Linked DNA regions of Mus musculus: region 1 is linked to region 2. A link is a loop called in an ENCODE intact Hi-C map of the cell type or tissue named here. Cell type or tissue: heart. All regions are shown on one strand.

What was found. Hi-C counts contacts between places; a loop is a spot of excess contacts. Peaks named below come from ENCODE experiments on the same cell type or tissue, not always from the same donor. Only the 100,000 strongest peaks of a DNase experiment are listed, where the experiment ranks them.
Region 1: it touches region 2 in a loop (4-fold over the local background); 4 of 42 quality-filtered maps call a loop at or near these places.

What each region holds. Positions count from the first base shown.
Region 1 is chr1:12,833,839-12,836,338 of GRCm38, reverse strand. It overlaps Sulf1 (sulfatase 1), which reads right to left. Exons shown (of 22, transcript NM_001198565.1): 13 at 10-226. Among named protein-coding and RNA genes, the nearest start is that of Sulf1, 140 kb to the right of the region's middle. In heart, a CTCF peak has its summit at 1,557 (motif pointing right); a DNase peak (open chromatin) is centred at 188; H3K4me3 peaks cover 910 bases; H3K27ac peaks cover 1,185 bases.
Region 2 is chr1:12,762,776-12,765,275 of GRCm38, reverse strand. The region is part of intron 2 of Sulf1 (sulfatase 1); the gene reads right to left. Among named protein-coding and RNA genes, the nearest start is that of Sulf1, 72 kb to the right of the region's middle. In heart, no CTCF peak of the experiment used is centred here; DNase peaks (open chromatin) are centred at 585, 945 and 1,795.

The sequences.
Region 1 (2,500 bases), 71 kb before region 2:
TGAGCTTACTTGGTGTTCCCTTGTTCCTCAGGAACTGCCTTTGATTCTTTCTCTGGCTTCTGCTCGAGCGATAGCCAGAGTCCCTACAATGGCACTCTTTGTCTTTGTCATGCAATCCGCGAGAGTAGAGGTTGCGTGCATTCTGACGGACCGTGAGCAGGTCGCTGGGTCCCTTACACTTGTGGATTCGGAGCTTGCCGGATGTGTCCTCGATGCACTGCCAGTTCTGCAAGAGCCAGCGGGAAGCAGTTGGCGATGCTGAGCCAGTTGTTATTTACAAAGCACCCTAGCAGTAGCTAGGTGTCCGTCAGTCCGGTCCCCCATCATCACCTCCCCCCTCCCCCACCCCTGCCCCGTCCCTCACTGCTAATTCCATTAAGGAGCATAAATGAAAGGGGACTGGCTTTTAAGTGACCCTGCAGTAACTGCTCAGTTCTATTTCGTTTGTGGCAGGCACATACAGATGACAAATCATTGGGAATCAGAACTGCCTCGATGACACTGGCGCTGATAAATGAATCCTCCGCCCCCAGACTAAACAGTCTTGAATGAACCGTGTTAAAACCCTTAGTGTCCCAACACGGAGCCAGCTGTCAGCGCTGCTTCCACCAGGACCCCAAACTGCCCCATTTGTTCTGGAAAAACAAACTTGCCTGCTTTGTTCTCTGCCTCTTGGTTTCTAAAGTGAGCCTGGGCAGAGTGGCAGAGGAGCAAGACGGAGAGGAATTTAATTTGAGGCCATTACCGGCAAAGCCAACTCTGGGTATCCCAGACATTGGCAAACTCATCGTGTTTTCTTTTGATTTTCCTTCTTCTCCTACAAACTCTTCACGCCCGCAGCATGTGGTGGGTCCCAGGGAGACTGATTCGACCTTCCCAGAAAATGCGCTCTGCGGGGGTGGTAGTGGGGGTCGCATTGGGGTTCCTAGTTCCTGTTTTGTCCACAGCTGTGGGAATGCAGCAAGTTCACAGTTCTGGTTCCAACAATGTCTTTTCACCCCGGGAGGCCTCTCAGAAGCCCCTCTCCATTCGAAAGGCCCAATAACTTCTTTACATTTCAGTTTTTCTCTTACAAGCCCTAAAGGACTCACTGGTCAGTAGGAAGAATCCTGGCCTTCATTTGAAGCTATGTTAGCAAGACAACAGAGTGAGCCTGGATAAGGACTAGCACTGTTAAATGTATCCTTTTCTCCCTCCCATATACAAGTGTCGCCTGTGTGCTATTATTGTGTGTATTTCAATGCATAGGTTTCTAAGCTGACACCAGCACAATATACGTATGCTCTAAATATCCATGCGGGCTGAGCCACACATAATTTCAGATAAGTCCTGTCTTGGTGGTAAGGACTTTAATCCTAGCACTTGGGAAGTAGAGGTAGGCGGATCTCTGAGTTCAAGGCCAGACCAGTCTACAGAGTAAGTTTCAGAACAGCCAGGCCTACACAGAGAAAACCTGTCTCAAAAACCTAAAGAAGTCATGTGTGAATAGGATACCCACTCTAGTAGTGTCTATGAGTAGCTCATATCTCCCACTGGTAAGCCAATACCACCAGGAGGCGTCTCTGATGTAAAAAAGCTTGGCCAAGCAATGTGATGGTTCTGTCAGCAGATAAATCAAATGCATAGTAAATCATGGGCAAGCCTTCGCCGTGAGCAAGGGCTCTGCGGTTAACATCCATTTTCATCAAGAGAGCCGCATGCCTGTGCTATATGTATAATTATCAGAGCAGCATTGGGGCTTTCGACCCCACGCCCTGAGCATCTAGAACTCACGCTATGGTCCCACCTGAGCCTCCACACCTCTGCTGTTTCCAAATGATTATTTCAAGCCATGTTACATTCGTCTCTTTTCAGGCTTGGCCTGAAGTGCCTTGAACCTTCAAGGTCTTCACACAGAAGAGCAGGTTGCTGAAGAAAAGGCAGCTAACTACCAAGCCACGTCAGGAAAAGGCAACACAGACCACAGCAATGTGAGGACCAAGCTGCAGAAGATTAAGTAGAGGCTAGCGAGGAGGCTCAGTGACTAAGCACTTTCTGCTCTTCTAGCACATCCAGGGTCAGTTCCCAGCATCCATCTGGACCAGGCAGCTCACATCCACCAGGACCTCCAGTCTCAGGGAATCTAACACTCAGATAAACCAATAAATCTGGTAGCTGATGCCTGTATTCTCAGCACTCAAGAAGCTGAGACAAGTCTGGAGGCAGCTTGGACTGTAAGACTCTATCTCAAACAAACAAACAAACAAACAAACATATGAATAAATTTGTTTAGGCCCAACTCAGCCGTGTCACAAAGTTGGGAATGAGTCCCAACTTTGACTAGATACTGGCACTTGTGATTAGAATCCTACGTGATTTTAATGTCTTTCATGGACCTCTTTGCAGCTGGAATCTTTGCTGGGGAAATCGGCAGAAGGAAAATATTTCAGTCTCAATAGCTCAGGTGTTTGAGTCTTTGAAAAGGATACAGACATTTGGGGTTTGTGTACATGGAAAGATG
Region 2 (2,500 bases):
GAGTTCATGATAATCTGGCTAAATTAAGAGAGACCATGCTGGTAATGATGACACATACGTTTTATCCCAGAATTCAAGAGGCAGCTGCAGGCAGAACTCTGTGAATTTAAGACTAGCAAGTCCTCAGAGTGAGTGAGACCGTGTCTCAAATCACACAGACAGACAGACAGACAGGCTGACATACAAACACACAGCATGTGACTCTGATGAAGGCGTCACTATATAACTAGTGCCAGCTTAGGTCTTGCATGTCTCCCACAGGCGTTGAGACGTTGATCACTAGCTGTCATGCTCAGAGAGGTTATGGGATCTTTGGGAGACAGACAGGTGACAGCATGGTAGGTCACTGAAACTGTGACCTTGAATAGAGTGATTTGGGATCCCAACCCTTTTACTTCCTGCTGCCAAGAGGCAAACATTCCCTTTATAACACACAGTCTTGCCGTGACAAAATGTGATAACACATGCCCCACGCAGCAGCTAGATCACGAACCAACCCTTTCAAATCAGGAGCCCAAGTATCTTTCTTCCTGAAGGCTCCGGGTGTAGATCAGAGGGGAGGGGTGCAGCCCAGAAGAAGGAAACTCAGCGTAGGAGAGGACCTGGCTTCAATCCATAGCCTTAAAAAACAGGCAAAAGAAAACAAATAACATTCCACTCGTCCAGGCGCTAAGGCACTCTTCGATGCTGACAGAACCATGCTTTCCCCTGTTCAAAATCCAATGCCTTCTCACTCTTGGCTCTCACGTTAAAATACTTACGGTTTAAAGAATTTCCCGATATTTAGCCAATGAATTTCACCTCCACTAAAACGCTGGGTTCTTTTTAGTGTGCCAAGAAGGTTTAGACTCTAGTAAAGTTTTCTTTAACTTCTTTCTGTCTCTTATGTATCTACCTCACTTCCGTAGAAACTTCGTGTTCCTTCTCTGGACTCTTGGGACTGCCTGTGTGTTTCTCTGCCAATGGACAACCCGTTCCTCTCCCAAGTTCACTTGGAATCTGGAAGCTAGCTTAGTGGACACTACTGTAATAAAACACTAGCCTAGATGGTGATATACCATCTTTTAGGGATACTTTCTCATCTTAGTTTTATTTTGAGAAGTGAGTTGACTCTTTAGAGAGGGCAGGACTCCGCAGCAGTGTAATTGCTTAGCCTGCTCCAGGCCCTGGGTTCAGTCTCAGTATCAGAAGGAACAAAGTGAATTGACTACCCAGTCTTTCATGTTTGGCAGATTTTAAGCCCCTGAAGACAAGATCTTTTCTTATTTGCATATCATTGTAGGCTGTGAGATTGGGACATTTAAATACTTTTTCAAACAGCATGAGATCCCTTCATCTTTAGAAGTCTTTCTTTTCTCACTAAGCCTTAAAATCAAGACAATTTCATTCAGTAGAAAAAGGAAGGAAGAGAAAGAAAAAGAATGAGAAAAATGAGCAAGTCAGGTTTTATTATCAATCATTCTGAAAGCCATTTCTTAACTTTTAAATTACTCTCTCCCTGAGCAATGGCTAAGGCATTTGATTCAGAAGTGGTCTCTCAGCCGTCCAGCACGTAGGGTGCCAGCTGAGATGCCAGGGCAGAAGGAGGAACTCACTTGAGATGTACCAGTTTTGTCATTTTAAAGACTGCCCTGGATGTGTGAGGTATCTGGCTGCAGGGCTAAAGCTGGCTACTGCTCTGTTTCAGAGATGAATTTAAGCTCACAAAGAGAAAGACCAGGGTCGGGGGTTTTAACCCGATGGTATTTCTGCTCTTCTTGTCTCCAAACTTCTCTCCAAAGACACCATGCCTCAGCACCCCTCCCTTCCCTCCTAGACCAGTGCTTGCAGAACTCACAGAACATCCTGTCAAGCTGGGGTGGATTCTTGAAAGCGTCATCTGCAGACTGTGGTTCTGGCCTGAGTGTATTATCAGTCTAAAGCTAGAATTCTTTAACCTTTAGAGTCGTGGACGGCCCTAGTTCACAAACCTGCTGCAAGGTTTTGTTCTCTGACATCCCATTAGAAAATGAATGAGCCAAGGCCTCTGCTAAGAGTTGGAGGGTTAAAAGAAAAAAGAAAACGAAGGTAAACTAAAAACAAATAAGCTAGCAAACCAAACAAGAGCAAGCTGAACAGGCTGGCTACTGTTTTTTCTTTACTAAAAAAGAAGAGAAAGAAGTAGGGAGAGGGCTGGTGAGATGGCTCAGCAGGTAAGAGCACCCGACTGCTCTTCCAAAGGTCCTGAGTTCAAATCCCAGCAACCACATGGTGGCTCACAACCATCCATAACAAGATCTGACTCCCTCTTCTGGTGTGTCTGAAGACAGCTACAGTGTACTTACACATAATCAATAAATAAATCTAAAAAAAAAAAAAAAAAAAAAAGAAGTAGGGAGAGGAGGATGAAGAGGAAGATGAGGAAGAGGAGGAGGAAGGAGCTGGAGAAATAGCTCAGTCAGTGAAGTGCTTCGAGAGCTTACCATTCAAGTCTGAGGACTTAAATTCAACCCCCAGCACC